5 separate regions of the Mus musculus genome follow, and all the other regions are linked to region 3. Evidence: chromatin loops called from intact Hi-C (ENCODE). Cell type or tissue: gastrocnemius. All regions are shown on one strand.

Region 1 (5,000 bases), 280 kb after region 3:
CAGAGATCTGTCTGCCTCTGCTTCCAGAGTTCTGGGATTAAAGGCGTGTGCCACTACCACTGAGCCATTTATTTATTCTTATAAGTGATAATTAATAATACAGGGTAACCGAGTGAAAGAGGGAGCTGGAAATCCTTTCTTCGGAGTTCTGTAAGATGAGGACTTAAGATAGGAAATTCAACTCTTCTTTGCATCTCAGAGATGTTATCTTTATGTGCTATTTTCCTCCTTTCCTCCCCACCCCCCAGTATTTTTTTCTTATATAACATATTGAACCTGGAGTCACGTGCTTGCTAAGGAACCACTCTGCCAATGGCCTATATACAGAGTGTAAATGCTGCCCTCTTACCTTTCCCTTCTCAATGACTTAAGATTAGGAAAAAGTTACCGCAATACTTTGAGACTCGCGGGAGCACAGTGGTTTAAAACACCAGGCAGACTATGTAGCTTTTTGGTCTTTTAAGTCACACAAATGGATGCAGAAATCACCGAGAACTGTTGACTGGGAGAGGGAAGAAACAGAGAAAAGGGGAGACAAGAACAGAGAGAATGTCCCAGGACCTTGCATTAATTAAGGGTCTCTTCACAGGGTTCCTCTGTTCCATCGACTTCTTTCTGACTTTGGGGTTAGTGTCCTTAGGCTGCCAGAACAAATACCACAAGCCGGGTGACTTGGACAACAGGACCCTGTGTTCTCACAGATCCAAGGGTTAGGAGTCTGGAATCAAGGCCTGGGAAGGGACGTTTCCAGGGGCTTCCACGCAATAGCTGGTCAGCACTTTGCTCCTGACTGCTGGGCTGTCACCAGTCCTTGGCGTCTTTTGTTTTATAGATATGCCACTCCAGTCTCTGCCTTTGTTGCTCCATGGCAGGTCTCTCTGTATCTCTAAACGTCCTCTGCTCAGAAAGATGACAGTCACTCTGGACGGGGACTCTCCCTGATGGCTTCTTTTTAACTTGATTACATCTCCAAAGAACATCACACAAGATGGGGAAGGGGATCTTGACGCAGTTTGAAATGCTATCCTATCCTTAGCTCTGACCAAATGAACGGAAGGGTTCCCTTGGCCCCAGGCACTGTGAGGGTTTTCTGTGTGAAGGATGCTTCCGATGGCCGGGGTGCCCAGTGCGCACGCGCACACTGGCTGAGCTTTGTTCAAAATTTCTGTCCTGGCTTCCCTTTGCCTTGTCCCAAGCCCTCGGGTGTTCAACTCCTAGACTAGGATTTTATTTTTAGAGTAATGAATAATTTATGTTTTGAAAATGACTAATGAAAAAGCAATCAACCACTTTGGGCTGGATCAGAGTCTGAGGTTCTGGTCCCTGGCACTCGCTTCGCATCTCTCTGCTTCAGCTAGAGGGGAAGGTGTCTGCTTGACCTTTTTTTCCCTGTCACATGACGCCTTCCACAAGTAAGCTGTGTCCTCCTCAGGGAGCGCACATGCGACACATAATGAAATTAAACCTCTGCCACTCCAAATTCTCACTTTCAAGGGTCTGCCACTTGCCTACTTTTTCTTGTTTCTGGGTATCAGCAGAAGTGGGGTGGGGGGGTGGGATGAGGGCGGAGTAGCGAGGCACAGAGTAGGATTTTTTTTCGTGATATTTTGGGCTCGAAGCCTCGTGCGCATTCTTGGGCTGGTTCGGGTTTCCGGGGCACGTACACTCTGACCTTAGTTTGGGGCCAACCCTGAGCGCTTCAGTCAGCTACTTTTTAGCAACGGCGGCCAGAAAAATACTTTTTTTTTAAAAATTTATTTTCCCGTGAGTGCCTTCTGAAATTGTTTTGCTGTGCTACGTCTGAGAAACAGTAGCATTTCGTTCCCCAGAAACAGTTCCTTTTTGGCATGTTAATAAAATGACCGGTGTTACCTAAATTAGGGGTTTTGAGTTTGTTCTGGAGCTTTTTAAACTACAGCGCCCCCTAGCGGGAATTTTGTGATATTCATGCTTGTTCTGGTTGATCAGTTTTCGTCCATGCTTCCAAAAAGTTGTTGTGAAGCTACTATGAAGAACCACAGGGGTGGATATTTCATAAATAAGCCAAAAAGAAAAGGAAGTTTTATGGGTTTTAAAAAAATGTTAGCTGTTTTCTTTCATTTTACCACGTAATTAAAAAAGAGTTTCTCCTGAACCAACAACCTATATGGACAAGTGTTTGGGAAGAGACCCTTGAGTCTCTGGTATGGTACATACATGTCTCTTTAAAGGCATGTCCTTGAAACCAGAACTCAGGGGTTTTCTTGTGTAAGGGGATGGTCTAAGAGAAACATTGAGTTATAGACCTTGTTCCTTACTGGCCTTGGCTTGTCAAGGGCTCTTATGGGGTAGACTTCTGAGACCCTTGGAACCTGGGGGGCTTAGTTAATCGCCCCCTCCCCCACACAAGCACAGAGCCTTATATGAATCCCTCCAGAGAGTTGGAGTGTGTTCTACATTCAAGACCTCATAGGAAAGATCCATAGCCTCCGTGGAAGGAAATTTACAGATTCCCGGATTCATTGACTTACAGTGGGAAAGGGGATAAAATCGCTTGGCTGGAGTTTCCCGTGTTACAAAGTTAGTAATTAACCGCAGCGAGGCGAAGGACAATCAGAGGCTCACTGAGAATGTAAGAGTAGTAACAGTATGAGCCATGCAACCCCAGGCTAGGGCACAAGTCTCAGAAGGTAGATAGGGTGACCTGGGACTCCATGCATGTCACACCGGATCCTAACACTCTGAGATCCAGTAATGGATAATGTCACCTTGTCCCTTATAGGATAATGGCATTTGTGCATTTACCTGTCGTGATTTGAATGAAAGTCAGCAGTTCTCTTTTTGAGAGTCTTTGCTGGACGGGAGTCCATTGCTTTTCTGGGCAAGCCTTCTTTTCCTCAGGCTCACACTCGTTATCCCCTAGTGAAAGGTTTAATTAGGCACAGGGCACTAAGGGCTTGCTGCAAGTGTGAGGAGCTGAGGCAGGTTCCCAGAGCCCATGAAAAGTAGACTATCTGTAATTCCAGTGCTTCTAGGGCAGGATGCAAAGCTGAGACTGGAGGATTCCCAAGAGCTCACAGACGGATCCTAACACTCTGAGAAGCTGTTAGCATTTCTGGGCTCATGGCCCACCAAGCCAACCTTCTTCACACCATACATGTATCCTTATGAGGGTATCTGCCATGGATGTAGGTCTCACACAAGTGATCAGTAATTGTCCCATTGGGGAATTTCCCCATTGGCTTCTTGTTGTATGCAACAGAGAACAATGAGAGGAGACCCTGTCTCAAAGAAGGGAGGGGTCAAGGCCCACCACCGGGAATAGTCTTCTCTGACTTACACAACTACACATGCTTCCCTCCTGCACACAAGCATGCGCACACATGTCCACAAACATCGCTCATGGACATGCTTACACTCAAGATTTAAAGAAAAAGATTCTGTTGGTCTTCCTGTGGAGTCCCTGTGGGAGGGAGCCATGTGATGGGGGTGGGGGAGGACTGGGAGGAGAGGGAGGCAGATACTGGGATGCAAAGTGAATGAATGAATGAATGAATGAATGACTACCTACAAAACCCCATAAAAAAGAATGAGGTTTTATCCTAAATATACTTGTTCAGCTTTTCCGACACTTGACGGCCTTTCACATGCTTGTTTCAGGGAGGTTACAGTCCGCCATGGTCAACGCAGTACAGCTCTTGGGGTTTATATTCTTCTGTCGTGTGCGCACACAGCCGCTGTCGTGCAGCTTTTGCCTCCCGGGCTTCTGCATCAGCTTTTACTGCTGGTTTTGGATCGTGGCAATGTAGAGAGTTGAATGATGACCCCTCCTCCAAACAATTGTCCCCAACCTGATCTCCAGCATATATGGACATTTCCATATTTGCAGACATATGAGTTAAAGCTTTGGAGATGGGGAAATTACTGATCACTTGTGTGGGACCTATGTCCATGGCAGATACTCTCATAAGGACATATGTATGGTGTGAAGAAGGTTGGCTTGATGGGCCATGAGCCCAGAAATGCTAACAGCTTTTCTGGAAATGCTGACGGCAGGCAGGAGCTAATAAGAAGCAAGGAGACATTTTCCCCAGCACAGCCGCACTAACACCTTGACCTATGGCCTCCAGGCCTGGAGGAAGTTACATTTTTGTTGCTTTGAGCAACTAAGTTGCAGTTACTTATTTGGGCAGCTACAGAAGGCTGGCTGGGTCCTGTTTCTCATATTTCCTGATATAAGACAGCCAGTCATGGTTTGCTTAGTTAATGTTACTTCCAACTACCAACATTAGAAAATTAGTGTCTCTGTGTGTGTGTGTGAGAGAGGGGGGGGGCAGAGAGAGAGAGAGACAGAGACAGACAGAGAGATACCAGGGAGGAAGGGAAAGAGAGGGGGGTGAAAGTTAGAGGAGCTTGCAGGAATCTGGTCTTTTGCTCCACATGTGGGTCCCAGGCCAGGGATGGAGCTCTTGTTGTAACACTTGGTGGTGGCAAGTGCCTTGACCCACTGCACCATCTTGCTGCCCCAAGCCTTTCGCCTGACATCTTGACTCACCCACCTCATTCAGGCTGAGTGCATTTTATTTGTGGCGTTTTTATCTGCTCACTGCATTATATTTGTGGCGTTCTAGTCACATGATGGGCTGGCTCGACAACTACCTCTGCCAATCTTTGTCTAGCACTGGAGATCTGTGGGTTTTTATCAGCCCGCTGAAAAGAAATGGATTTATTTTAGCACATCACACATTCTGGAAGAAAATGTTAGGAAAGGTAGAGAATGGAACAGTTTGACATCTTAGAAGGAACGAGAGTCATGTGGTGCTTTTAAGCAATGGCACAGAAAGATATACCTTCTCAAAGCTGTTTATATTACATACTTTATATCCAGTCTACAACCACTAATGATGTTTTGTAAGGTCCCATTGTACAGTTCTCATTTTTGAAGTAAGATGTGGGGCAAGGACTGACAGAAGACAGTGGTCCTGTGAAGGAGGCTTTGGGGGCAGTAGAAAAGGAGTGGG
Region 2 (5,000 bases), 230 kb after region 3:
GTAGTAAAGAAATAGTCTTTGATGGGCTGGAAAAATGGCTCAGTGGCTAAGAGCAGTAACTGCTCTTCCAGAGGTCCTGAGTTCAATTCCCAGCAACCACATGGTGGCTCACAACCATCTGTAATGGAATCTGATGCTTCCTTCTGGTGTGTCTGAAGACAGCAATAGTATACTCATATAAATAATAAATAAGCAAATTAAAAAACAAACAAACAAACAAACAAACAAGAAATAGTCTTTGGCAAGGATTGTAGATCAGAGCCACATTATATCAGACTAGGGCCTCAGACCCCAGATTCTCATGTCCCAGTCTGATGTCTTTGTACAGACCCCTGCTTTTGCTGTTAGCAGCTTTGCCTCTTAAGCAATCATGCTTCTGTTTGGCCAATTGCAAGCCCACCTGAATGCACATGTTCACTTGTGACCAATAAGGTGAAAGTGGTGTTTGAAGGGAACCTGCAGCTGCCCTGCCCCCATCCCTGCTCTGCCCCATCTCCAAGTGATTTTGTCCTCTGCTTTGTCATCTCCAGAGCAGGCGACAAAGAGGCACATGTAGTTGCATTTATTGCAACTTTCTCACACGGCTCACTCTATGTCAAGGACCTGTTAGTTCTAGTTTCTTTCTAACAAATTATAGGTCATCAATATTCATTGATAAATCATATTTATGCAGATGCTCCTGTATCGCTGGCTGATCTCCAGCTCACCAGGTAGCCAAGAATGACCCTCCACTTCTGAAGTGCTGAGATTACAGGCTTGGCCATTACCCCCACTTATGCAGTGCTGAGGATTAGGTCCATGGCTGGATGAGATGTACATTCCACTCTTCCAGCCGAGCTTTGTCTGCTGAGACGATGGCCCATTGGCTGCACTGTATAGATCACTGTGATTATTTCCAGACAAACCCTCTTCCCATTGAATCTACCAGCAAACTTTGGGCTTTAACTGGGTTTGGTAATACACCTTTGTAAACCCAGGAGTTCGGGAGGATTTAGGAAACCAAGGTGTGTTAGGCCCCATTTTGGCCCTGGTTTGGGCCTTGAGGACAAACCTGAGCCTGGCTCCAGTTTCTGTGGCCTTGTGGCAAAGCCTAAGCCTGGAGTTTTGAGATCTGTCTCAGTCACTTCCATATTGGATGACTCAGCAAGACCTGTTTGGCTTTGCCTCTGCCCTGCCATTGCTGATATAAAGCTTTGCCATTGGCCCTGTCACTCATTCCATACCCTCCATCACCCTTCCCTGCCTCCTACATCATCTTACCCCACCAAAAATTCTCCCTATGTTCTTAACTTATATAAGTGAGAGGCTGATGCCATAGAGTTGAGTTCCTGCTTTAACAAGACTCCCAGCTCGGTGTGTTTCTTTTGGGCTGAAACACTCACCATCCTGCTCAGCCCTGGAGAGACCCTGGCAGAACTGGGACCTCTCTCCTCTCTCCTGGACCTACCGGCAAGGAGCCAGGAGAGGTGGAAGAGTCAAGAGAATTTAAGGCCATCTTGTATTATACAATGAATTCAGGATTGTGTGTGACCCTGTCTGAAACACAACAAAACAGAGAGAGAGAGAAAGAGAGAGGGAGAGAGAGAGAGAGAGAGAGGCAGAGAGACAGAGAGACAGAGAGACAGAGTCAGAGAGATAGTCAGAAACAGAGAGGCAGATGATATTAGTAAAACAAGATCCTAGGTGCCATCTGGGAATCGAGAAAATCTATAAATTGGTCAGTGGGTGTCTTAGGGTTTTACTGCTGTGAACAGACACCATGACCAAGGCAAGCCTTATAAGAAACAACATTTAATTGGGGCTGGCTTACAGGTTCAGAGGTTCAGTCTATTATCATCAAGGTGGGAGCATGGCAGTATCCAGCCAGGCATGGCGCAGGAGGAGCTGAGAGTTCTATGTCTTCATCCAAAGGCTGCTAGTGGAAGACTGACTTCCAGGCAACTAGGGTGAGGATCTTATGCCCACGCCCACAGTGACACACCCATTCCAACCAGGTCACACCTATTCCAACAAGGCCACACCTCCAAATGGTGCCACTCCATGGTCCAAGAATATACAAACCATCACAGTGGGTCAGGGAACTAATGGCAGTTTGTGACTGACTTGTTCCTGTGCTTAGCTCTCTTGTCTATCATGTGTAATAAAATAATAGAGAGTTGAGACCTGTGCTTTAGGAGTGGAGTGTATGGAGGTAGAACCCTAGGCAGGATTGAGAGCCCTTTGGTCAATGCTGAATACAAGACCCAGGCCTTGCTCTGCAAGGTCTCCACAGCCAACACTTCCTTGTTAGCACTGCAGAAATAGGACTTGCAAACCTTCTTCGTTTTTTAAATTTGAAGGCAGGATTATCTGTATCCCAGGCTATGGTCAAGGACAGCCTTGAACTTGTGATCCTCCCATGCACCTCCACGTCCCAGTTTTTTTTTTTTTGTTTTGTTTTGTTTTTTTTTGTGCTAGAGATGTAGAGCTGGAAGCCAGGACTCCATGCATGCTAGGCAAGCAAACTGGTACATCTCTGACCTCCAGCCCTTCTTTCCCTAAAGCTAGGTTGCCTCTCAGGAAGAATATGAGAGTTTCTCCCTAAAGCCTCACAACAAAATGCACTGAAACCACTAAACAGAGATAGGTGTGGGGACAGAGGTGGCTTGGGAAAATTCATTTCATAGCCTGACAGAATTATCTTAAATAATAAATAAAGAGCCAATGTCTGCAGACCTCTTACTGACCTGCACAGTATTCGGATCTATATATGTATATTAATAATAAAACTGACAGAAATTAAGATGGTGCTTGGCCCTACTTCGCTTACCTACTGGGAAATGAAATTGTGTTCGTGCTTTTAAGGGGTGGCTGGTTTCCATCACGGAGAAAGCCAAACTTAAAAATAAGAAAATAACTTTAAAGTATGTATTGGCGTTTGATCAGCCAATTTCACATTTTACAAACTGTAGACTCAGCCAGATATTAGACACAGCAAGAAACCCAGAGCTTGGTTTTCAATTCATTCTTCCTTGTAAAAATGCTGTAAATTTCAAATCCATGATTACACTGTGTTATTTCACTGAGACTAGAATAAGCCCTCTGGTGGCCAGTTCAAAACTTAACAAACTGAATTTCCTGTGTCCTTCCAAGGGGTCCACTCTCTGTAGGCTAACACTTGTGGCTGTTACACCGATTTTCACCCACGTTTTACCACTTGGAAAAGAACAGTGCATATATAGTACTGTTTTCACATGTGCCCCGAAAGAATTGAATACCTCAAAGAAACATACGCTGTGTAGGCCGCAGTTTTAATAACAGGCGACTAGCTGGCCCTGTGTGTAGGTCCCTAACTGTGCCTTTCTGTGGGGTTCTGAAATTGCACACTGTGTCCTCTCACAGTGAGTATGCCACTTGGCTCTCGAAGGCTGTGGCACACACTTTGTGTACCTGAAGGCAGAAGACTCCTGGAGCTGGGGCTGGGGCTGGGGCTGGGGCTGGGGCTGGGGCTGGGGCTGGGGCTGGGGCTGGGGCTGGGGCTGGGGCTGGGGTTGGGGCTGGGGCCCTCGGATCTGAACTGCTTTAGTTCTGACCAAGTCCATCCGTTTCTTCCTACCCTCCTGCGTTGACCCTGAACTCACAGACAGATGATGGAGCAAGTTCTGTTTTTCCTTTGCCTCCCGAGAAGCCAGATCTTGCTGTCCCACTGGAGCTGCTTCTTGTATGGCTGGCTCTTCTCCGCAGCTCTCACTTCTAAAGGGTTTTTCTTTGGGGATGTACTTTTTTGTTGGTTTGTTTGTAAAGTGAAAGAATGACAGAGTCCTGGGAAACTACAAGAAACCGAAGGGAAAGGCAGATGGAGAGGTCAGTTCCCTTTCACCTGACCTTTCAGTGGTCACGCATTACATAATCAGTATACAGTCAAAGCCACGATGTGGACTTTAGTACCGTCCGAGAGAGACCGTAAGTGAGAGACCGCTGGGCTGGCTAGCTTTATGTAAACTCAATACAAGCTAGAGTCACTGGAATGGAGGGAGCCTTGGTTGAGAAAATGCTTCAATAAGACCCATCTGTTGGCAGGCCTGTAGGACGTTTTCTTAATTAGTGGTTGATGTGGGAGGGCCCAGCACATTGTGGGTGGTGCCATCCCTGGGATGGTGGTCCTGGGTTTTATAAGTAGGCTGAGAAAGCCAAGAGGAACAAGCCAGTAAGTAGCACTCTTTTATGGCCTCTGCATCAGCTCCTGCCTCCAGAATCCAGCCCTGCTTGAGTTTCTGTCCTGACTTCCTTTAACAATGGACGACCAGGTGGAAGTGTAAGCCAAATGAAGTCTTTCTGCCTCATGTTGCTTTGGTCCCGGTGTTTCATCACAGCAGTAGAAATCTTAACTAAGACAGCCGTGTTCAGCTTTCAGTACCTGACACACACTCATCTGTGTGTTTGTGAGTGTGGGGCATTCTGTATGATGTTATCACACAGGCGTGTTAGTCTCCTCTTTACCACAGTCTGTACACAACTGTGCCTCTAGCACAGGCTTTCTCATGCTACCACTGTGTACACACACCCGGCTTCCCCACGAGCCTAAGCACATGACAATCACACACGTAGTTATTTTTCCCCCTCTAATTTTGAATGTGTTGTACAAATGGAGTCACAACTTTTTGAGATGGACTTGCTTTTACCCATAATTCCTCTGACCTATCTGAGATGTTCATGGTGTGGATTTTCCATTCACCCTCTGAGAGGCGTTTACAATGCTTCCAGTGATTGGCTGCTATGGACGTTCTTGCACATGTTTTCCCTAAGTTCTTTAAGTTGCTAGAAGAATTCAAAGATTCAGTAATGCTTTTTTTGTTTTTTTAAAGGAGAGTCTATTCAGTGTTTTTCAGATGGAAGCCATATTATGTATTCTCACATAAATCTCCTTCAGGAACTTTTCATGGAAGTTCTGATACTTTGTAGTAGCAATAAGTATCATTTACTCCTGTGAATTAAGTCTTATTAAAGGACCAGTGATATCC
Region 3 (5,000 bases):
GAGAGGAAAAATTTGAGGAAATAGCCAATGGCATGCACAGTACCCCTGCCAGATGCAGGGGCTGGGGGCAGCACACGACAGAGGCTCTGGAAGGATCTGGGTACCAGCGAGCTTACCAGCGTGATGAGCTGGATGCAGACCACAGTTTCCACATCTGTCAAAAGTCACTGCACTGTATACATAAAATTAGCGTACTTGACTTGATAATTTTACTTTACATTGGAGAGAACAAAACAAATCTACTTCTAAGACAAAAAGCAGTTTCCAGGCCTCAGCCTTGGGACAGGGCAGCTGGAGAATTGTGGGAGGAAGGGCATATTTTAGGGGAGAAAATGATGTGAACTCAGAACCCAACCCAAGATGTGAGATATCAAGATAGGATACCTGAGGACTCAGAGAAGCTGCCCAGGTGGGATTGGGAGAACAGGAAAACTCCTGGGGGGGGGGGGAGATAGAGAAGGGAAGAGAGAGCAGGGTCAGAGAGAAACCCCATGTAGACCCGAGTTAAGGAAGAGAGTAAGACAGCTGGAGAGGAAATCAGGGTGGCTTATTTTAAGTCACGGAACCAAATGTGCATGCCTTCTCCTCCCCAAACACGTAACAGCTGGAGACTTTTGAGTGATTATGCCTAATTATCATAAAACGAAATCAAAGTGTCAGGGCAGTGAGGCTCAAAAGAACTGGGAGCAATGTGCTCTTTAATCAGGAAGGAGGCAGGCGAGTACCAGCAGGAGATGGTGCTAGCATGCACTGACTCTCCATGCACGGGGATGCTTGGGCTGTTAGCAGGACAGATGGGAGCTACCTGGCAGTGTTCTAGATCCATCATGTCTAAGATGATGTCTGGTCCTTACGTTCCACCTTCCTGCTTGTGAATACATTTCCTACTCAACCGCACCCCTCCAATCTGTTTCTCGCTGGGGTGGTTTTGCTGCAGGCGCTGGACAGGGCTGAGAAGCTGAGACACCGGTGAGCCAATCACCAAACCTAGGACATAGGCTCTTTGCCTTTCTGTTTGCCTCTGCTGATCAAGCATGCCCTCTATGCATCAAATTCCAAAACAACACATTTTTCTTAACATAAAAATCAGATCAAACCTAATTTCTATCATTTCCTAGTTGATAGCTAACTAAAGGAGCATCTCTAGGGTCTAAAAGATTATGTCCAAAGGGTTTTTATTTTTATTTTTTAAAGATTTATTTTATTTATATGAGTACACCAGAAGAGGGCATTACAGATGGTTGTGAGCCACCATGTGGTTGATGGGAATTGAACTCAGGACCTCTGGAAGAGCAGTCAGTGCTCTTAACCACTGAGCCATCTCTCCTGCCCATGTCCAAAGGTCTTAGCAAGTTAAAACAGTCCTCACATCATGGCTTCGGTAGTGAGCCTTTCTCCACAGATTTTGGTCCCATTCCAGACAGTCCTCACCCATACACATGTCCTTCTCCTGCTTCTGACTGTAAGTCACAGACCATGCCCTCTGTCACATGTTCTCTGTCTAACCAAACACCCAACTCTGGCTCAGTACCCAGCAAGACACACTTCAAGAAACAAAGAGGGCTGGTGAAATGGCTCAATGGTTAAGAACACTGACTGCTCTTCTGAAGGTTCTGAGTTCAAATCTCAGCAACCACATGGTGGCCCACAACCATCCGTAATGAGATCTGACGCCCTCTTCTGATGAGTCTGAAATCAGCTACAGTGTACTTACATATAATAAATTAAAAAAAAAAAAAACAAAGATCAAAAACCCAGTTACTTTTATACCATCCCATAATATAAAAGGCCCAGTTAAGAAGTGGCTCCATTTTTGACAACTCCAAACACAAAGCAAGCAAAGACCCTGAGCACTTCCTCTGATTTACTCATCCTTTGGTTGACAGTTAGTTAAGGCTGGCCGCCTACCACATATTGTCCTGGTGTGAAGCCACACAGACAAGTTAGCCTTAGCTTTTTACCCAGGACAAAAGTTATGTTTTGTTTTTTTTTTTTTTTTTTTTTTTTTTTAGATTTATTTATTTATTATATGTAAGTACATTGTAGCTGTCTTCAGACACTCCAGAAGAGGGCGCCAGATCTCGTTACGGATGGTTGTGAGCCACCATGTGGTTGCTGGGATTTGAACTCTGGACCTTCGGAAGAGCAGTCGGGTGCTCTTACCCACTGAGCCATCTCACCAGCCCCCATGTTTTTTTTTTTATTTTTTACTTTATTTTATTTTATTTTATTTTATTTTTTTAGACTGAGCTCTGTACTGGGCCCTGAAGGAAGGACTAGATTATACAAAAATGGAGTCACTCAAGCCAAGTGCTGCACAGTCAAACTGAAGCCTTGAGGAAGCACATGAACCGCAGGTCTGACGAGGTTTTCCTGAAAGCAGGAAACTCCAGTCTGTCTGGGTCAGTCTGAGAAGGAAGCTCCTCCTTCGACCCCGGCAAAGGTAGCACGGAGTCGGCCAGTCAGTGTGGGTCTCCTGTTCCATCCCCTGCTCTCATGACTTGCCCTGTTCTGCTAACTCCCAGGGAGAATCTCACTCTACTTAACGGCTTGAAGGTTCCCTCAACACCTAAACCATGACCAGGAGTCAGCAGCTCCTACAGGTACATTTGCTGTGACTTCTGTCACCTGACACTACACTGCATCTCGAGAGTTCACTCACATTCAAAAAGACCACAACAAGCTAATCTCTCCACACACACACACACACACACACACACACACACACACACACAGTGGTAGATCTCAAACATACAGACTCATACACATACATTTTAAAAATTTTAATTTTTTTTTAAAAACAGAGTTTCAGAGCAGAACAACCTTGAAACAGTACACAATGGAACCCTAAAGGCCCGGCATTGCCATGCCCAGCTGGGGATCTCAGCCAAGGCTAAACTACTTGTTTTAAAATTTACTTGATAATGTGGAGGGCTAGAAAGAGAATATTCTGTGATTTTAATGCCAAGAAGGCGAGAGACCATTGTGAGACTAGCAAGACACACAGCATCCACCAGGGGGCAGATTAGGCCCAAGGAAACCAAACAGATCCTTGTATCTAGCAACCTAGCTCTTGTTTTCTTAATTCCAATACTTTCTTTAAAGAAATGGGAGAGACGGGACAGGGAGATAGCAGGGCAGGGAAGGGGAGGAGAGGGAACAGAAGGGGAGGAGTAAAGAAAAAGTAAAAAACAAAACAAAGAAAAACAAATCTGCTGGTAAGTTCTATTGAACCAAACGGCCTGCGTGGTGTCACTGCCCAACACTGGAGAAGCAGAGGCAGGCCAAGGCTACAGAGTGAGACTGGGTTTCAAATACAAAACCACCCCACCCCACATTCTAGTGACGAGTCAATTCTTTTGCTTTTGAATGGGGTCTCACTACATAGCACTGGATGGCCCTGGTAAAACAGACTACCCTCAAACTCTAACTCTGAGATACTTGACCCTGTCTCCAAGAATACTAGGATTAAAAGTCACCGTGCCTGGGCCACAAATCCATTCACAAAGACTCTTGTGGATTCATTTAGCTACGTAAAGTTACTTTCCCTTTTTTAGTTGTTCAACACAGGGTTTCTCTGTGTAGCCCTGGCTGTCCTGGTACTTGCTCTGTAGACCAGGCTGGCCTCATCAACTCAAGAGACTCACCTGCCTTTGCCTCCCAAGTGCTAGGATTAAAGGTATGCACAACCATCACTCAGCTGGTAGCACGTTTTTATCCCAGCATTCAGTAGACTGAGATAGATATATGTATCCTGAGTTCCAGGCCAGCCTGAGCTACATGCGTAGAGCCTGACTTACAAAAGCAAAACAAACCAGCAATCTTACATGATGTTTGAGTCACAAGTCAAGTTCCCTTATTAGGCACGCTATTGCTTATCCACAGTGGGTATCCTCACTTGGACGGACTCTCAATTATCATGATCCCTGTTTGATCCACTTAACACACTGACAAGCTACTTCTGCAGCCTCACGTTAGCTTTAGCGTTGCTACAGTGACCGAGAAGAGAACAAAGTCCATCTCTCCCCGGGCTTTGGGGGAGGGGAAATCAGTTCATCCATCCATGTACATGTCATGTCTATTTGTTCAAAAGAGAAAAAGCAGGGGAACCTCCCACAAGTACAACGGCCGGATCCTGCTGTATGAAAACGGTATGGTTCCTGCGATGGTCGGTCATTAGAGCATGCTCACATCACAGGCTGCAAAAGGGTCCCATGCCTTCATGCCTGGCAGTGTATTGTTCACTGATATATTGGGCAGTAAGAACTCATCTCAGCCATCTTTGGGCATGCTCTCCCTAGCCTGGGGTCTGCGGTAGGACCTCCACTGGTACCCCTCCCCCACAGGAAGAGTCTCTCCAATCTGGGGAGAGGATGGGGGGCGGGTACAGCCTGCTCGCCTCAGATCCAGTCAGTCTCCACCACCTGGGAACTGTCCTCCGATTACCTGGTTGGGTGTCTGACCAGGTCTGTCTGTGTGACTCGGGGCTACAGTGTTGGCAAGCTTGATTGGCTTGGGGTCCAAAAATGACAGACGGCACTCTCCATCTGTCCCTGTGTCGTACTGTCACAGAACTTGAAGTCCTGTGGGTATTCATATACTGCCCTCCCCCCCAACCAAACTGTTCTTCCCATTTCCTTCCCTCTTCAAATAATAGAATTATTTTGTCACAAGTTGGGGCTAGAAAGCCTTGTAAAACAGCTGTCAAGATCATTCACAGTGGCAGTTCTGTGGCCTGTCACTCCTCAGTCACTGTCATGTCCCATGAGTGGGTGCCTGGAGGGACACGTGAATGAAGAGCTTGGATATTCCATGGAAACCTCAACACTTCATCACATCTGTGTTGGACATCATCCAGACCGGACTCGCCACTCCTGCCACAGCCTCTCAGAGCAAACAACAGGCTCCAATAGGATATATGCAGTGGGCCAATTTGCATTCATTAATAATTAACATGTAAGAAGCATATAAAAATGTACTCCAGGTCTTTTTAAAATGCC
Region 4 (5,000 bases), 290 kb after region 3:
CAAGAGGTTGTACCTATGGAGAGTCATTGAATTTGGGCCCTTCAAGGGGGGACCGTGGGACCCCAGTGTCTTCCTTTGTTCCTTTTGCTTCTGAGTTATGAAGAGCAAATGGCCCTCTGTCCCACAACCCAACACAAGCCAGGCAGCTGATCCTGGACTGACACCTTCATGACCGTAGGAGTGCAGCCCTTCCTTCCTGTTACTTGTTAAAATGATGAGGAGATGATAAAGTCACACAGGGAGCAAATGCTTTGACTAGTTCCCTCAGATACCTGTTAGTATTATGACTCCTGATTATCAGCAGAAAAAAGTAAATGAGTTTAAGAATGCCACTCAGTTTTTAAATTTTATAGGGAAAAATATTTGAATACTTAAAACCCTGTATAAATAAAATTTGAGGAAGAGCCGGGTCTGCTGACACACGCTTATAACCCCAGTGCATAGGGTGCTGTGGGGGATGAACACCTGGGCTACATAGCCAACTCTGTCTAAAAAAAAAAAAAAAAAAAAAGTGGTAAAAATAAATGATGTAAGCAAAGTCAGAGGAAGTAGACGTGCAGTAGAGTGGGTGAGACCTCAGATGGTGTTAGAGTCAAACTCCACAGTCCCCTTCTCAGAGAGAAAAACCAATTTTATCTCAGGATAAGTATTCCATTGGGCAAAAACAATAAAACAGTCATATTATTATTTTCTATATGGAATCCTATTTGGTTTTTGTCTGGGGATTGAACCCAGAGCCTTTCACATGCTATGTGTGTGTTCTATCCCCAAACACCCCGGCCCAAATCTTTTTATACAAATGAAACTCAGGTTAAAAAAAAAAATCTAGATTTCTCATATCCAAAGAGGCCTCAGTTCTGTTCACACTGGAGAGTCTCCTGTGTCTTAGATTTATCATTCAACAGTGAAATGTACCAAACAAATGGGATTCAGCCAAGGAGGAAAGGGCATTATTATTTTAAGCAGAGAAATTTCTTTGTTTTTTGTTTTTTCCTCGAAAATGTCTTTTTTTCCATATAGTAAACTTTTATTTTGTTTTCCTTTTTCTCAACCTCCTACCTCCTCCTCACTCCCCACCAGCCCAAATCCATACCTTTTCCTTCTCTATCTTATTAGACTATGAACAGACATCTAAATTAATAATAATAATAAAATGAGATAAAATAAAAACAAACAAGCCAGAACAGGACAAAACAAAACAAAAAACATTACAACAACAACAAAACAGGATTGAGAGAGAGAGAGAGAAGAAACACATATTGACACTGAGACACACACATTTGAACGCACAGAAACACAAAATCAATACAAACACAAAATCAGAGAGCACAATATATAACCAGAAGATCTGTAAGGTTAAAACAAAGAGACAAACAAGACAATAACAACAGCAAGACATTAATACCAGAACAGACAAAGCATGTGAGACAAAACCCCTTTGTTGAGTTTGTTTTATGTTGGCCATCTCCTGCTGGTCATGGGCCTGGCCTTACGTGTGACTTGTATACCCAGTGATGCTCCATTGGAGAAAGTAATTTCCCTTTGTCAGTGATCATCAGTTGGTGATAGCGTGTGAGTTAGGGGTGGGGGTTTGTGTCTACTCTTCCCAGTGCTGGGAGTCCACTGGCTAGGACCAGTGCTGTCTGTGTGTGCTGCCACAATCTCTGCGAGCCTCTGGCTCTTCCAATCTTTCTGTCTTCTCTTCCACAGCGTCCCCGAGCTCCCAGGTGAGGAACTTGATGGGGCCATCCCATTTAGGACTGAGTGTTCCAAGGTCTCTCCCTCTCTGCACGTTGTCCAGCTATGAGACTCCATGTTTGTTCCCATCGACTGCAGGAGGATGGGACTTCTGGGATTCAACATTTTTTAATCCGTCTATAGAACCACCTTGGATTCCCTACCGATTTTAAAAGCACATTTCCTTCCTTGTGGTTGCACCTGAGGTCTTGTTGGTCACTAGACATGTCTTAACGATGACGCTTGCCTTCCAGTTTGTTGGCGTGTTTATAAGAACAATCTTAACTGTCTGTATTCATTGTAGGGCAGAAATCAACTAAGTATGTGTCTCTGGAGTTTCTTGACTGAATCTGCCACCTTGTGGCTGTTTGGAAAATCAGTCCAGTAAATGAGTTCTCCCATTTACGTGAAAATAGGAAACATGTCTGAAATAAAGGAGCCAAAGGGGCGGTCACAAACCGATAAAGTCTCCACACTATGGAAGCCAATGGCACATACTACACATGTTGAAATGTGATGGGGCAAAAAGGCTTCTTACTCCCATTGCCTCTGTTCAGGTTATGCTTGTGATACCCCAAAACTAAGGCAAGGAAGGAAAGAAGCCACCAGGATTTTAAAAAATGAGGCCAGAAGCAGGTGTGGTGGTACAAACTTTTAATTCACCGTTTGGGAGGGAGAGGCAGGTGGACCTCTATGAGTAAGACCCTATCTCTTTCAATTCAGCCTTTTTAGCTCAAACTCCTCTCCAAGCTGACTGATTCGATTTAATTTCTCTCAGTTTCTTACTGAATCGCTCTGCTTGGCCTCATACTAACTTTGGTAATCTGTTCTAATCTCGGGCTCCTTCATATTCTCTGGCTCATTCAGTCTCCACCTGTGTCTGGCTTGTTTCCTCTCTGCAACCTGTGTCTGTACAACTGTCCTGGTAAAACTGCCTTCTCTTTCATCTCTCTGTGTGCTACATTTTCCTAAGTAGTCTCCCTTTTCTCTCTCTTCTTGTGAGAGTTGGGCATACCCTATTCTGTCAAATCTTTCTCTGATTCATCACTTTGTCTTCCACTCAATTAGACACCACTTTCAAACAAGGCTGTTTCTTTCTACAAACTAACTTTACCTTCCCTATTTGGGAATAACAGTGTAAACTTAAGGGTCTGTTTGCATTCTATCCAAGGAATTAAAGGTGTATCCTGAGGGTATGTAGATATTTTGACAAATTCTTAGACTATTCCAGAGACAAGTTCATCCCCTTGGGCTAGGGTCTCTTCCTTCTCCTAGAATGCAATTCCTGGGAAAATTCCTTATTTTTTTTTTTGAGGGCCATTGTTCCAGTAGTCTGATAGCACACTGAGATACACAAGTGTCTCTTTTGAATGTCTTCATTTCTACAGGTACAGAATGATACCACCCTCAATGGGTAGACATCCCACCTCAGTAGTTCTCCATCAAGATAATACCCTGTCCTATGGGTGGGTGGGTGGGTGGGGGAGCACCCTCATAGAGGCAGGGGGAGAAGGGATGGGATAGTGGGTTTCTGAAGGGGAGACCTGGAAAGGGGAAACATTTGAAATGCAAATAAAGAAAATATCCAATCCCCCCATCTAAAAAGATAATACCTTGAAGACATTCTCAGAAGCCCATCTCTGACAGTCAACAGCAACCATCACAGGAGAGCATGACAAACACAAGTAGGAAGGTTACTGGACCAACCGCCGACTATAGCTTGTTAGTAGCACTTGGGAAGATCTCAAGGCTTAAAGTCCTGAGAGTCCCCTTTTGCAAAATGATGGAACTAAGCTACAATGGAGATGGCAGTCACAGCAGTTTTGAGCCAAAGATGGGCAGTGCTGTCAGGGCTAGAGTACAGCAAGGAACATTTACCCATGGGAAGGATGTGATTAATTAGCTGTTCATGATCATCAATTTCTACCCTGGGGTGGGAACGGGGAGCACTGGGCTGGGCATTCCTGGACAATATGGACCTTTTCAGTTCTAAATACTGAACGGTGATTTTTTTTTTTTTAAAGTTTTCAAAACATAGTGGCTTGAATTCAGTTTTAGGATCGAACTTGACTCAAGCCTTTGAATGTTCCCCAACACCGCATGAAAGAGTAAGCACTCAACCTAGACTCTAATTTACACACTGCCATTGGGAATTCAGTGAAGGCAGCTAGAGATAGAGCCGAGTGTGGTTTTTCTGAGCAGGATGCGTCTGGTGTCCTATATCACAAGGGAAGCACTGTGTTGCCTGCTATTTAAGAGTCTCCACCCTAAGTATGATGTCCGTTATGCTTCATCCCTCATTTCCCCGAGGCTGTGTAGCTTTTGCTTCTTCTCATCGGAGGGAGTGAGGCTTTCGTTGCTTTCTTTTCTCCCACTTTGCATGGACACAAGCAGAGAATTGAGAGTAGACCAGCACATAGACCATGCAGTGTTTCAGTTAGTGAGATAATGTGTCATGAGACTAAAATAAAATAAATCCCAGGAGGGATTGAAAGTCCCCCTTATGGAAATTAGAATTGAGTTCTGATTGTCATCACCTCGGGCAAACATAATGTTTAGAGTAGATGGAAAAAAAAATGACTGAATGGATTTGAGTCTATAAAAGGATCTGTGGTGCTTGCCATGTAAGTAGGGAATGGTTTTATGTTATAGAAATACATGCAACTCTATATATGTGTTTAAAGGTTTACAGAGTATTTTTCTCACTTATTTGTTGCCTCTAAATAATAAGACAGGCTGGAGAGATGGCTCAGTGGTTAAGAGCACTGACTGCTCTTCCTGAGGTCTTGAGTTCAATTCCCAGCAACCCCATGGTGGCTCACAGCCATCTGTAATGTGGATCTGATGCTCTCTTCTGGTGTGTCTGAAGGCAGTGACAGTGTACTCACATAGGTGAAATAAATAAATAAACCAATCAATCTTTTTTTTTTAAATCGAGGCAATGCACATTAAATATATTTCAGCTTTCTAAAAAGGAAGTCTCAAACTCACTCTTTCAGCTTTACACATGATTTAACCAGGAGAAAATGAGCACTATCAACGTAGGAGGGCAAGGGAGCAGCCCTGTGCCCTTTTTCTTGATGAATAAATTCTTCTTGGTGGTTCACAGCCACACCCTTTTGTTTATTATCTTGTCTACGGTGGCTGGCTTCCCTGCTATTGCACCAGAGTTAGGTGGCAAAGGCAGCAATGTCCTTGCTTTCAGCCCCTGCTATTTCACTCTTCATGGGTTGTTCTGCTGACTTCTGCTGCAGCTCATACGG
Region 5 (5,000 bases), 1.1 Mb after region 3:
TTCGCTCTCTGTGTTAATTACCATGAACTGCAAGAAGGAGCTTTTCTGATGACAGTTGACAATCTTACTTATCTAAGGGTATAGCAATATGTCATTAGGACACATATTGTTGTTACGTTCATCTGGTGTATAACAATAATAGGCTTTCCCTTAGGGTTTATGAACTATCTAGTCTCAGGTTCTTGACTACTTTAGCAGAGTCAGATATGGTTTCCATCTCATGGGGTGAGCCTTAAATCTAATCAAAGAGTCATTAGTTATTCCCATAACATTTGTGCCATTATTACACTAATACATCTTACTGCCATCTCAATATTGATGGTCATACTTAAAAGAAAAAAAAAAAAAAACGCCCAAGAGTTTCTTTGCTTTCTCATGTATCCATCGCAATACACCACAGCTTCCAGGACAACATCAGTTTTTGTTTGTTTGATTTTTAAAAATTTGTTTTCTTCATGGGAATGAAGTTGAAAAAGCAGTGTCCGATCTTTAGGGATGGGGAGGGGTGTGGGATTGGGGTGCTTGCAGCGAAAGTCACAAAGAAGTTTAAAAGTAAATAATAAATTAAAAATATAAAACTAAAACAAACAAACAGTTAAACAAACAAACAAAGGTCACTGTGGGAACACACTGTCACGGTGTGGCACAGTATATATACTTTTTAAAAATTAGGTATTTTCTTCATTTACATTTCCAATGCTATCCCAAAAGTCCCCCATACCCACCTCCACTCCCCTACCCACCCACTCCCACTTCTTGGCCCTGGCGTTCCCCTGTCTTGAGGCATATAAAATTTGCACGACCAATGGGCCTCTCTTTCCACTGATGGCCAACTAGGCCATCTTGTGATACATATGCAGCTAGAGACACGAGCTCCGGGGGGTACTGGTTAGTTCATATTGTTGTCCCACCTATAGGGTTGCAGATCCCTTTAGCTCCTTGGGTACTTTCTCTAGCTCCTCCCTTGGGGGCCCTGTGCTCCATTCAATAGCTGACTGTGAGCATCCACTTCTGTGTTTGCTAGGCCCCAACATAGCCTCGCAAGAGTCAGCTATATCAGGGTCGTTTCAGAAAAATCTTGCTAGTATATGCAATGGTGTCAGCGTTTGGAGGATGATTATGGGATGGATCCCCGGGTATGGCAGTCTCTAGATGGTGCATCCTTTCGTCTCAGCACCAAACTTTGTATCTGTAAGTCCTTACATGTGTGTTTTGTTCCCAATTCTAAGAAAGGGCAAAGTGTCCACACTTTGGTCTTCGTTCTTCTTGAGTTTCATGTATTTTGCAAATTGTATCTCATATCTTGGGTATTCTAAGTTTCTGGGCTAATTTGCCCTATCAGCTTCCCTTGCATTTGCAATGAGTCATTGGTCTGGTTGGAGGTCTCTGGCTTCTGCTACACTTTTAATACCATCACTTCTATGGGACTTCTCTTAGATATCTTCTTGTTGCCCGTTGGTTATAGAGATTCTGCAGCTTTGTATCTGCAGCATCAGCCTCTGCACATACTCCAGCACTTCATAGACGTGGTAGAAGTTAGGGCAGTCCAGCTCTGAGCCCTGGATCTGGGTCTGGGAGAGTAGCTAAGTTGGTCAGCCCTCCTGTTCCCACACCACCATGACTGGATCTCTTGCTTTGCCCAGGCAAGGTGCATGGCCAGTTCTTCCACAATCATATATCTATGAGTGTTTTTCCTGAATGTATGCATGGGTACATACCATGTGCAGGTAGAGGCTGGGTTCCCTAGACCTGGAGTTACAGGAGTCTGAACCTAAGGGACAGCTTGGTCTGCTTCGAATCTGAAACATTACTCTGAGAGAATGATGATCAGCGTGGTAAGAAGGAGAGAGAAGATACCGTGGATTGTTGCTCTCCTCTTATCTGCTGGATGGGCCATTTCACTGACATAGGCAGCCATCCAGAAGAAACGAATGTGTAGTGGGCCTTCTAACACTTTCAGAGATCGTGCCATGCTCATCTCGTTCCATTCTGGATCTGACCTCCCCCCCCCTTACTCTTGCTGGCAGCCCCCAGAGGTTGGCAAGTCCTCTTCTGAGCTGTGGCCCACGCTGCCGCTGTGACCTGGTCTAAGAATGCTCAGGAAATACTCTGTCTTCTCTTTCCCCATATCTCTTTCCATTTGGTCTGACTTATCTTGTTCTGTGGTTTAAGAGTATACCTACTTTCCCTGAAATAAAACACTCTCCCTCAACCACAACCTTAATTCTTTGGCAGTGTATGCTCTAGAGCTTATGTCCTGTCCTAGGGGACCTCACACATAATCCAGAGATCCCAGTCCCTGTGATTGAAAAGTTCAGAACCCTTCAGTTTGTGCCACTAACAGCTTTTGAAGTTAGTGATGTGGAGTCTCTTAGAGGTCATTGATGTCTCCCTTTGGATTATGCCTGTGCGAGTGGCTACAAATATATGGTGTGGCTGTAGTACAACACTTGCTTTCAATTTGTTATGTCTCCTTTATTTAAGGAAGAGGAACTTAGAAAAAAATTCCTGTACAGGGCATTTGTTCCCTAAATTATGGTTTCATTTCAAACTGTGAAGTGATACCTACTGACAAGTTCTCCTTAAACCCTGACTGGGGAAGCCATTTTTAAATTTTCATCACTCATCAACTTTAGCAATATTTAGGAACTGATGAAGTTTCATGTGTGCTATGTTTTAGGTGATGCTGCCATCTCGTGGCCAAATGTTGAACATTTTAGAATCATGGTCTTGGCCAATATTCAGACCTCTTTATTATTTTATATAAAGTTGCCGATTGTATTTGTTCTCAAAGCACAGCCCCGCTAACTACCCACTGATACAGAAGTCATCGTGTAACTTTGTGTTGTCTCTAATTTGTATGTGATTTACCAGAGAATTTCAATACTTCACAGGATATTGATTAATGGACATTAATATTTACATCAGGAGAAAAGAATTGATTTTAAAATATTGTCTCCATGAAAATGCAATTCTACTTACTTATAATATACTTTTACCTAATGAAATGTTCTAGTGTATTAAAAAATTCACACTTTTGGTGGTGCACGCCTTTAATCCCAGCACTTGGGAGGCAGAGGCAGGTGGATTTCTGAGTTCAAGGCCAGCCTGGTCTACAAAGTGAGTTCCAGGACAGCCAGGGCTATACAAAGAAATCCTGTCTTGAAAAAACAAAACAAAACAAAACAAAACAAAACAAAATTCACACATTTAGAGTGGATATCCACATTATAGTTGACTGAAGCCCAGAGCTAACAATACATAGCATTTATTAGTGTTGTGTGCTTAGGTAACCAAAGTACTTGGGTTATTTTAATAATATTTATAGTCAAGGAAGAATTCAGTTATACATTTTTCTTAGATTTGGCCTTTAAATATACAGAAATTCTTTACTTTTCTTCTATGTTGTACTTAGAATGGTAAACATGAAGGTGACACGCAGAGAATGTACATCCCCAGATTTCCATTCTTGGATAATGATTCTGAATGTGTAATTCTTTATTGTAGGTATATGGTTCCAGCGCAGTAGAAGATGGTTTGAATTCTTTGGACTTTCTATCTGTCTGTCATCATTGATCTGCTGTGATCTACTGTGTCATGCACATCCACTTTCAGTCATTTGTAAGAATTCCGAATCTTCATCCTAATCCAGGGGGGCTTTGTACAATATCGTCAACTTCCTTCTGGTACTTCCTGACAAAATATGTTTGAAGCAATAGGAATATTTGTAATATTTGTCATATTGTTATTTTTTAACTTCTGCATTTATATGACCAAAATATGAATTTAAGTCTACCCACCCCCCCACACACACATACACACAAACAAACACACACACACATATATATACACACACACATCTATCTCTATCTCTATCTCTATCTCTATCTCTATCTCTATCTCTATCTCTATCTCTATCTCTATCTCTATCTCTATCTCTATCTCTATCTATCTATATCCATATCTATATCTATATCTATATCCATATCTATATCTATATCCACACACCCACACACATATTTGGAGGGTGAGAGGGAAGGAGGGAGGGACAAGGGAGATACAGAGCAACAGATTGCATAATGGACATGGATAATTATATTTTAGTTGAAATTTACATAATCAGTTGTAAATTTTGGAAAGTCAAAAGAAAAAAAAAGAAATCCTGAGATTATGTGGCTGAATACAAGTCTGATTATAGATGTACACATATTTTATTACTGATGGGGAAATTTTGCTTTTGTAAAATAAAAAAGATTGTTTTTTTATTACATATTTTCCTCAATTACATTTCCAATGCTATCCCAAAAGTCCCCCATACCCTCCCCACTACTTCCCTACCCACTCATTCCCATTTTTTTTTTGGCCCTGGCGTTCCCCTGTTCTGGGGCATATACAGTTTGCAAGTCCAATGGGCCTCTCTTTGCAGTGATGGCCAACTAGGCCATCTTCTGATACATATGCAGCTAGAGTCAAGAGCTCCGGGGTACTGGTTAGTTCATAATGTTCTTCCACCTATAGGGTTGCAGATCCCTTTAGCTCCTTGGGTACTTTCTCTAGCTCCTCCATTGGGGGCCCTGTGATCCATTCAATAGCTGACTGTGAGCATCCACTTCTGTGTTTGCTAGGCCTCGGCATAGTTTCACAAGAGACAGCTATATCTGGGTCCTTTCGATAAAATCTTGCTAGTGTATGCAATGGTGTCAGCGTTTGGAAGCTGATTATGGGGTGGATCCCTGGCAAGCCACCACACTCAGGAGTGTATTGCACTGGGAATCATTTAGTTCTTCCTCCATTCAAACTTGATACTTCTTCACATATGAAAGAACCTTGTTGTGACATCAGCACTCTGTGTCTTCAATCTGAGGTGGATAATATGGAAACGCCGATCCATCCTTGTCGTGATGGCTGTGCACGCACAGGCCTCTGTGCCACACAAGCCTGCCTCGCTATCCTCTTGCTCAGGGTGAGTTGCGAGCTTATCTTGGACTTATAAGGAAGAC

Evidence for each region. Hi-C counts contacts between places; a loop is a spot of excess contacts. Peaks named below come from ENCODE experiments on the same cell type or tissue, not always from the same donor. Only the 100,000 strongest peaks of a DNase experiment are listed, where the experiment ranks them.
Region 1: it touches region 3 in a loop (6-fold over the local background); 39 of 42 quality-filtered maps call a loop at or near these places.
Region 2: it touches region 3 in a loop (13-fold over the local background); 15 of 42 quality-filtered maps call a loop at or near these places.
Region 4: a loop joins it to region 3, with 6 times the contacts of the local background. A loop is called at or near these places in 15 of 42 quality-filtered maps.
Region 5: a loop joins it to region 3, with 6 times the contacts of the local background. A loop is called at or near these places in 18 of 42 quality-filtered maps.

The regions. Positions count from the first base shown.
Region 1 is chr15:25,438,091-25,443,090 of GRCm38, reverse strand. The region is part of intron 1 of Gm48957 (predicted gene, 48957); the gene reads right to left. Among named protein-coding and RNA genes, the nearest start is that of Gm48957, 26 kb to the right of the region's middle. In gastrocnemius, a CTCF peak has its summit at 1,918 (motif pointing left); DNase peaks (open chromatin) are centred at 1,133, 1,653 and 1,922; H3K4me3 peaks cover 932 bases; H3K27ac peaks cover 1,850 bases.
Region 2 is chr15:25,484,468-25,489,467 of GRCm38, reverse strand. No RefSeq gene overlaps it. Among named protein-coding and RNA genes, the nearest start is that of Gm48957, 73 kb to the right of the region's middle. In gastrocnemius, a CTCF peak has its summit at 3,082 (motif pointing left); no DNase peak of the experiment used is centred here; H3K27ac peaks cover 495 bases.
Region 3 is chr15:25,715,235-25,720,234 of GRCm38, reverse strand. The region is part of intron 4 of Myo10 (myosin X); the gene reads right to left. Among named protein-coding and RNA genes, the nearest start is that of Myo10, 95 kb to the right of the region's middle. In gastrocnemius, a CTCF peak has its summit at 2,998 (motif pointing right); DNase peaks (open chromatin) are centred at 3,020, 4,437 and 4,820; H3K27ac peaks cover 462 bases.
Region 4 is chr15:25,425,844-25,430,843 of GRCm38, reverse strand. All of the region lies in intron 1 of Gm48957 (predicted gene, 48957), which reads right to left. Among named protein-coding and RNA genes, the nearest start is that of Gm48957, 14 kb to the right of the region's middle. In gastrocnemius, a CTCF peak has its summit at 2,110 (motif pointing left); a DNase peak (open chromatin) is centred at 2,108.
Region 5 is chr15:24,586,806-24,591,805 of GRCm38, reverse strand. No RefSeq gene overlaps it. Among named protein-coding and RNA genes, the nearest start is that of Gm35827, 140 kb to the left of the region's middle. In gastrocnemius, a CTCF peak has its summit at 2,689 (motif pointing left); a DNase peak (open chromatin) is centred at 2,703.